Regions from separate parts of the Homo sapiens genome. Here region 2 is linked to region 1. Evidence: read pairs that join two places in POLR2A ChIA-PET (ENCODE). Cell type or tissue: OCI-LY7. All regions are shown on one strand. Links, peaks and the distances in the headings refer to the core of each region. The heading gives the core; the rest is flanking DNA. Region 1 overlaps PRKD3 (protein kinase D3). Region 2 overlaps QPCT (glutaminyl-peptide cyclotransferase).

Region 1 (4,403 bases), core at 177-4,176:
CCTAGAAATTATGATACATATTTAACTATACCTACTGTTCTCTTTCTTACTGTTAGAAATGCTTTGTGGTCTACAGCCACACCACCCCAAATGTGCCTGATCTTGTCTGATCTTGGAAGCTAAGCATTGTTGGGCCTAGTTAGGACCTGGATAGGAGAAATCCCTTATGGTGAGATCCCTTTCTCTTATGTTCCTGTGATAAGTATGTCAGCTTTCACACTTATTGATCATTTAACTGTTCAGTATATCCCCTCCTGCTTCCTTAGCCTTCTGAAAGGAATGTTTCAACAAAGCAAGTCAAGAGTCATGTTTCGGCAGAATTAGTATTGTAATATTAAAAAAAGAATACTCTTGTATTAGGAAAGTATTGTACATCTTTTGTGTGGTGGGGTGGCATGTATTGTATGTCTATGAAAATGTCAGTTTTACTGTTTTTTGTCCCTTCTGTTTTTGATATAACTCAGTCATGTAATTGTAACATAGAAGTGTTTGGTCTTCATTGATTAAAAATGAGGTAAATTTTAAAAAATGTTTAATGTTTAAGTTTTAGGTATCAGTGTAGAGTGCCAAGGATATTTTTCGAGCCTCTCCCTGAAATTATACTTATAGTAAAAAAAGTCTTTGCTAACTAGCCAAAAATTGCTACCCATTAGGATTTATTAGTGAATTATAAGCATATGACCAAAAATTGTCATTTAAAAAAGTTATGTTCTTATTTTTAAATTAATGTCGAATGAATATAAAGTATTAAAAACCTTTAAAAAATTTCCTTCCAGGCTAACTATATGTCAGAAAGCATCAGCTTTTCTCGATGGACCCATTCATCTAATGAAATATGCCTGTACTATTTTAAAAAGCTTTGTATTTCGTCATAGAAAAGTTCATCCCCCCAGAATGAAAATGAGGACATTTGAGAAGGTGATTTAAGGTGTGGACATTTGAGAAGGTGTCCTATCAAATTAGTAAACCAAAGGAAAAGTACTGAATAGATTAATCCAAAACACTTACTGTTTTTTAAACGAAGAGGATTTCACCTTGACAGAAAAACAACTTTTATTCAATATGTATTTCCTGAAATTAAAGAGACAAGTACAGACTGAAAGGAAAATAGATTCGTAAATAAGCTACGTCAACTCTATCCTGCTGAGGATAGCTCAGTGATGTTAAATCCTTTACAAATCCCTGGTTGTCTTCCTACAGACAAGACTGCTTTTTGATGGGACTGATATTAAGAGAAATAGGACCTTTGGGGCATTCAACTCCTTGATAAAACTTAAAAGTATCGGCATGAGTGGCTTAACAGAGGAAATAAAGAAGTTTTCAACTAAATCCAAAAGTGCGGTCATTTTCTTTACTGCTGTTATTTTAAAAACCTCTTCATAACCATTGAAAAAGAATCGACAACTATTTTAAAAGATTAAAGAAAGGCAGATGTCTGCAAATAATTCCCCTCCATCAGCCCAGAAGTCTGTATTACCCACAGCTATTCCTGCTGTGCTTCCAGCTGCTTCTCCGTGTTCAAGTCCTAAGACGGGACTCTCTGCCCGACTCTCTAATGGAAGCTTCAGTGCACCATCACTCACCAACTCCAGAGGCTCAGTGCATACAGTTTCATTTCTACTGCAAATTGGCCTCACACGGGAGAGTGTTACCATTGAAGCCCAGGAACTGTCTTTATCTGCTGTCAAGGATCTTGTGTGCTCCATAGTTTATCAAAAGGTACTGTGTGTGCTATTATCAGTAGTAAATAATATTGTTACTGATGTTTTTCTATAAATTATACGTGTACCAGTGAGTTAAGACATACTGATCCATCAGTAGTTTATTCTGTGCATTTTTGGAAGAGTTCTAATGACCTCTGAGGCTAAAGACTGAAATTTCAGAGTCTAGCTAATTGGAACATATATCCCAGATTTAAAATACATTTATTTGGCTGGGCGTAGTGGCTCACGCCTGTAATCCCAGCACTTTGGGAGGCTGAGGCAGGCAGATCACCTGAGGTCAGGAGTTCGAGACCAGCCTGGCCAACATGTTGAAACGCCATCTCTACTAAAAATACAAAAATTAGCCAAACATGGTGGCAGGCACCTGTAGTCCAAGCTACTCATGAGGCTGAGACAGGAGAATCGTGGGGAGCAGGGCAGGCGGCGGAGGTTGCAGTGAGCTGAGATAGCGCCACTGCACTCCAGCCTGGCACGGCAACAGAGTGAGACTCAGTCTGAAAACATAAATAAAATGCATTTATTTTAGCTTTAAAGTATCACTCTTCTGTTTGTCTCTCAAGAGCAGGAAAATCTGTATAGAGTCAAGGCAGCATAAGAAATCTCATTTGTTTTCAGAGAAAACAGGAGGTAGAGGGCACAAGGCCCCCTGGGACACAGTAGCTAGCAGCTGAGTCCCATCTCCATACCTTGTTATCTCTAGGTACCCTGTGTTCTGGCCCCTCTTTTTTTTATCCATTTCCTTCTCTTTAGATCTTGTTTAGGAAGATTCTGAACGTCCTGAAAAATAAACTGCCATTTAATATAGGACCATGCTTTCTGTCTTTTAAAAAATAGGTAAATTAATTTTGAATATACGACAAAATATTTGAAAATTCAGGGTGGTTTTATGTTGTTTCTCATTCACCCTCCTTCCCTGTACCGTGCCGTTTTCTTAAGGAACTTTAGCTAAATATCTTTAATAATCCCGATTTGATGGATGAGGCTAGTATGTTTTCTGTGTTATCAAAAGAGTTTATATGGGTTGTATGAATTGGTTATATTTTATTTTTAGTAGATTTTAATGAATTTTCAAGCATGTTTCAGATTTGTTTCAAACAAATTGTAAACTTTCTATTTGCAAAAATCATCTCTCTCTGGGAATTCATGCTCTTCATCTTACTGTCTTTGTTTCAATTCTTTACGCTTTATATAGTTTATCATTCATTATCTTCTGATGTAAATAATTACCCATCCAAAAGATGTTGTGCAGTTTGTGAAAATGACCTATGCTGCCTTTGTTTTAACAATGACTTGTACATGTGGCCTAAGTTATTCCTAAGTAAGAATAACTTTACTTCTGTAGACCTGTAGAGCATTGTATCCTTCCGTAGCTTTGCTTTTAGTTTCCCTTCCATTATCCTTTACAGACTGTTTTCAAACACTTTTGCAACTAGATTGTAATTTTTTTATTTAATTTTTAAACTTAAATACATATTTGTAACTTAAATATAATGTTCCCTTTTTATTTGAAACCATAGAAACTCATAACCAGTGTTTTGATGACTCTCTATGATTTAGTTTTCAATCTTTGGAAATTTCATTTACTTATTTTTTGCACAGTTTTTTAATTGAGAAAAAATTGTATATATTTATTAAGTACAGTATGTTCTTTTGAAATATGTATATGTGGTGTAATGGCTAAATTGAGCTAATTGATTTACTTCTACAGAGGTTTACCAGTTTTCTGCAGGATTATTCTAGAATCAGTGTTACTTCATTAATATAAATGTGAGGAGTGGGTCAGTGGGTGAAATTCTTGGAGAACCAGATTAAAAATCTTGATCTGTGAGCAACTAGAGTGATGTCAGGGAAATAGGATATAGCTTAAAAAGGATAATTATACAAATATAAAATAGTTATTGATTGTGGACATAGCAGCATAAAATCGATATAGTAAACTGAATTTTACAATGACTCTTGCAGGGGAATCATTTTTCCTCAAGAGGAACTCTCCCCATTCTCCCGTGTCTTCTACTCTTGTTGAGTGCAGTTTTCTATAAATGTCAGTTGGGTCAATTGGTTGATAGTGTTCAAATCTTCTATATCTTTATTGACTTCTTTCTACTTTCTCTTATCTTTTCTCGAGAAAGGACTATTGAAATCTCTCAACTACAATTGTAGATTTGTCTTTCTCCTTTCAGTTTTATCAGTTCTTTTCTTTGATTTTTTGGCGCTCTCTTATTATTTGCAAACACATTTGGGACTTTTACAGCCTTTGATATATTGATCCCTTTTTCAATATAATTTTTCAAGATCTTGTTCTGAAGCTTACAGATGTTCCTTGGCTTACAGTTATGTCCTGATAAACCCATGGCAAGTTGAAAATATTAAGTTGAAGGTGTGTTCTGATATATGATATTTTCAATCTGCTGTGAGTTTATCCTATTGTAAGTTGAGGAGCTCCCTGAACGTGTATCCCTTTTGCACTATTGTAAAGTCGAAAACTTGTATGTCAAATCATCTTAAGTGAGGGACTGTCTTAAGTGAGGGACTAATACTTGGTGTTAATCATTCTTTTTATAAAAAATTAGTGTTTGCATTGTGATATCTTTTCACATGCTTTACTTATGACCTCTCTGTTTTCCTATGTAAAGTAGGATTTTTTTAGCTTGCATGTATTAATAGTTGGGTATGCTTTTT
Region 2 (4,403 bases), core at 188-4,187, 55 kb before region 1:
ATTGACTATTATTTTTACAATGAGAACGTTAAATTTGCAAAATCCTATAAAAATTGGACTATGCATTAAATTATATCACTATTTTTATATATAAAAAAGACATCACAACATAGCATTTAATTCTGATTTTAATTTCCATAAAATTAACTCTACAAAGATTTCTCAAAGAAATCTGACCGCCTTCAAACTACATGTTTGTTTTGTATTACATGTAATAGATTTCCACATATGAAAAAATCATAAAATGAAGGCTACGTTTTCCAACCGCTATTTAAGTACTGTTGAGAAACTATCGTTGAATGAATGAACCTGATTTTGCCTCATCGTGTTTATCTAAAAGAGTCTTTGAAAGATATTTATTTTCCATTTTCTTTACACGGTCCCTCTTTTTCAATCTGTAAATAAAAATTAATGAGCAATTTAGGACACAATATCACAACACAATTATTCTGTAATTGATCTGATAACCAAAGACACATAAGAATAGGATGATCTATAGGATAGATGTTTCCACACAGCATTTGTCTGAAATCAGATTATTTTAAATGATGCCTTGACTTTTGAATTCAATTCTAGAACCAATTATCCTAAACTAAATCAGAGTATTACAAATGAAGATATTCCAACACAAAGACTTGTAGGATTTTGTTTAGATTGTCAATGGTTGATTCATCCAAATTTTCTTCATTGTCATCCATGGTGTGCCAGACTTCAGGGAAAGGAGACGGTATCAGATGCAGAACTGGAACACCTATTAAGAAAGAACCAACTTGTAACAATGTGCATTACTCCAGTGAGTAAACTAGAAAGGGTCATTCTTCAAGCAGAGGGAGCTCTGTACCACATAAAGACAGCTGATAATTCATCATCATCTGTGTACTTTCTCATATCCCACCGTTGTACTCCAAAATCAGGCTGTGCACGCACACACACACAAACACACACACACACACACATTACCTCTTCTTAAAAATGGAATATGGTCATCCTGAATCACACCTCCATAACTGTAATTCTGGAAATACCGCCCCTCCAAAGAGTGATCCTTGAGCAAACCCAATTCATGAAGTTCATGTTCTGTAGATGACAATTATACAGTAAATGAACAACTATTTTTATCTTATCAAGACTCATAATGTATCCTTATTTAAGGAGTTTGAAATCTTAGCACATGTGTCCATAATTTGTAAAAGATTATGCAACAGCAAGCATGGCCACACCCATGACAATAAACATCTGGGTTGAACAGGGATGTGTACACTTTGGAGCAGGAAGAGAGAAGAGTCAAATGTGGCTCTAAACTTACAGGTGAGAACCTCCTTAGAGGTAGAAACTCCACAGAACAGTGAAGAGATAGAGAATGAAAAAAACAGAGGACAGGTGGGTGGAAGGGGACAACACAGGTGCAGGTGTAGATGCTTATAGGTCCAAGATGCTGCATGAAGAATGCCTTAGATGAGATATGGGGCTTAAAAGGGGAATACTCAAACAGAGTAGAGATGAAGTATATCAAGTGGCCACTCTATGGGAAAGAGATACCTAGTGTGACCTACATCAGTGGTTCTCAAAGTGTGATGTCTGACCAGCAACATCAGCAACACCTAGGAACGTGTCAGAAATGCAAATTATCTGGTCCCATCTCAGACTTACAGAAATTCTGGGGCTGGAGTCCAGCAATCTGTGTGGAAGAAGCCCTCCAGGTGATTCTGATGCACTTTAAAGTTTGAGAACCACTGGCCTACATAAGTCATGTATTGTATGTTACAAGATGACAAGAGATTACATGAATATTATAAGACAACCAAATGAAACTTCCTAGGATAGCTAGGAACTAGCTAAGGTAAAACTAAACCAACTAGTAATCAATCATATGTAATATGATTCTAGAAACATTGAGAAAGCCCTAACTACCACCAAAAACAATATTCTTGTCTGTTTATTGATACTTATAATTCCTTTACCATGAGACACAACTTTTTCTTTTTTTTTTTTTTTTTTTTTGAGATGGAGTCTCGCTGTCGCCCAGGCTGGAGTGCAGTGGCGCCACCTCAGCTCACTGCTTTCTCTTATACAACTAGAGATATGGTTTGAAATGTAAATACCAATAGGAGGGGCACAATGGGTTAAAATTGAATGAAGGTGCAAGTTATTGGCATAAGTTCATTCTGGTACAGGACATAATAAAAGTGCACAAAATCCTTGAAAGAAAGCCAAACTCAGTTTCTCAAGGCTACCATCAAAGTAAGGAAAATATGCTGCAAGGAAGAAGCCCAAGAAGTTTATATTAATAACACCATTAGAGTAACTCTTTCAAACTAGGAAATGAAATTTGTCAATGACATGCACCTAAAGTTCAAGCAGAAGTTTCTCTAAGATTCTAGACAAATTCTTTACTCATGGCAAAAGTGTGAGTTATGATGGCAGTGTTTTTCCCACTGTTAGAAGTAATACAAGTCTATCTTGCTCCAAGAAGTTTGTGTGGCTAGTAAGGAATTTCTAGCATGAAATTCTTGCCTTCAAAGCAGCCCCCTGGCCTGGATTCTACAATAAAGATCAATCTCATTTTCATCTTTCCCTGATGCCTGCCAAGAGTTTGCTTTGTTTTGTTTTGTTTTGTTTTGGGTAGGGTGGTAGTACAAAGTTATTCTCCTTTTCTTTCTCCAAGCCCCAAGCTCCCCTCTTCAGCCATAGATACGTATGTTTCTTGGGCTGGCCTGACCTGACCTGGTCTGGCCTAGTCAACTCCCATTTATTTGACTCTAAATCTCAAAGGATCTGGCTTTCTCTTTATCCTGATCTCTTGCTTCTTTGGAAAATTGGCAGAGACTGTACTAGATTTAAAGGAAAATAATATCTGGATAAGGTAGAAAATAGAAGATGGCAAAGACAGAGATGGAAAAGAAAAACTGAAGAATATCTTTTGGTATCATTATAAGGACATCATATTCATCATTAGCCAGCATGCTTTGTTGAGTAAACTTTTCTCTCGAAACGCATTCTACCTGCTTCAAACAGGACTCTGGGAAAATATTTTCAAATATTTTCAAACCATTTTTAAGGATGTGCAAACATGAAATGTAGTATTTTATGTTTCCATTTCAAAATATAGTTTCATGCAGGAAAATAAACTGGGCTTACTACAAAGATGAAAAGAATAATAAACTAATCAATTAAGCAAGAAAAAAAGCCAATAAAGTATATTACACATTTAAATCATATACTTAAATTATAATTTTTTTTTCTTTTTTGAGATGGCGCCTCACCCTGTCACCCAGGCTGGAGTGCAATGGCACCATCTTGGCTCACTGCAACTTCTGCTTCCCAGGTTCAAGTGATTCTCATGCCTCAGCCTATCAAGTAGCTGGGATTACAGGTGCCCGCCACCACACCCAGCTAATTTTTGTATTTATTTTGTATTTGTTTAGTGAAACCCCGTCTCTACTAAACATGAAAGCCCTGTTTCATGTTGGCCAGGCTGGTCTCAAACTCCTGACCCTAGCTGATCTGCCTGCCTTGGCCTCCCAAAGTGCTAGGATTACAGGTGTGAGCCACTGCGCCCAGCCAAATTATAAATTTTAAATGTTAAAAATGTAGTATCTGTCAGTAGCAAGAAATGATGTTTTATTCATTAATAACAGTGGTGCTTACCAATTGCTTGAAGTCTTTCGAACCACCTGGCTGAGTTTGGAAAAAAATTGGGAAACGTTGGGTTTGGAGCTCCAATCAAATCCAATAAGACCAATAAATCCTGAGGGAGAAAAAGTAATGTTTAATCACCATCACCAAAACGTGTTTTATATTCATCAACAGGGAAATACAATCAGTCAAAATTAACTGCATTTCAGTAATTGAGAATAATATGGCAAGCTATATGAATGAACCAAAGATTTACTAACATTTTATGCTAATTATTTTGGAGAACTCTTTAAATCTTGCTTATGTAATGTGGACAAATAGCAAAATATTGATTATTTGTGTATGTAACTCCAAAAGGATATCACTAAGGATAAATTAGGAAGAAGACATTTGGATGAATATTTTGTGAACATTAAAAGCATACATTTATTTTCAGAAAGGAGTCCAAGCCTATCTGATCTTCTAATCCACTCTGTTTAGCCATTTTATCCTTAATCTGTAATGATAAAACTCTCAAAGGAAGGCACTTGGACAGTAACTATTTATTGATCAAGTAGTATCTAAGAAAAATTCCTTGTACAGGAGCTATATAACATTGTGTCTCTGGATCTCCATTTCCTTGTGTATCAAATAAGAAGCTCAAACTAGCTGATCTCTAAAGTTTCCTTCTGGTTATAGCTCTCTTTCATCTCATCACGAGGACTCTCTGAAGACTACTCACTAGATTAAGACCTCCTCATTTATCTAAGTAAAATAATGTGTGGATA

The links. ChIA-PET counts read pairs that join two places held together with the same protein. Peaks named below come from ENCODE experiments on the same cell type or tissue, not always from the same donor. Only the 100,000 strongest peaks of a DNase experiment are listed, where the experiment ranks them.
Region 2: POLR2A ChIA-PET joins it to region 1 with 6 read pairs; 12 of 35 experiments call an interaction of 5 or more read pairs at or near these places.

Annotation. Positions count from the first base shown.
Region 1 is chr2:37,313,553-37,317,955 of GRCh38, reverse strand. It overlaps PRKD3 (protein kinase D3), which reads left to right. Exons shown (of 19, transcript NM_005813.6): 2 at 777-1,719. The coding sequence starts at 1,432. Among named protein-coding and RNA genes, the nearest start is that of PRKD3, 9.1 kb to the left of the region's middle. In OCI-LY7, for the core only: CTCF peaks have their summits at 1,950 and 2,168; DNase peaks (open chromatin) are centred at 1,595 and 2,365; H3K4me3 peaks cover 3,745 bases; H3K27ac peaks cover 1,866 bases.
Region 2 is chr2:37,369,030-37,373,432 of GRCh38, reverse strand. It overlaps QPCT (glutaminyl-peptide cyclotransferase), which reads right to left. Exons shown (of 7, transcript NM_012413.4): 5 at 3,649-3,748; 6 at 961-1,077; 7 at 111-751. The coding sequence ends at 606. Among named protein-coding and RNA genes, the nearest start is that of QPCT, 27 kb to the right of the region's middle. In OCI-LY7, for the core only: CTCF peaks have their summits at 1,870 and 2,099; no DNase peak of the experiment used is centred there.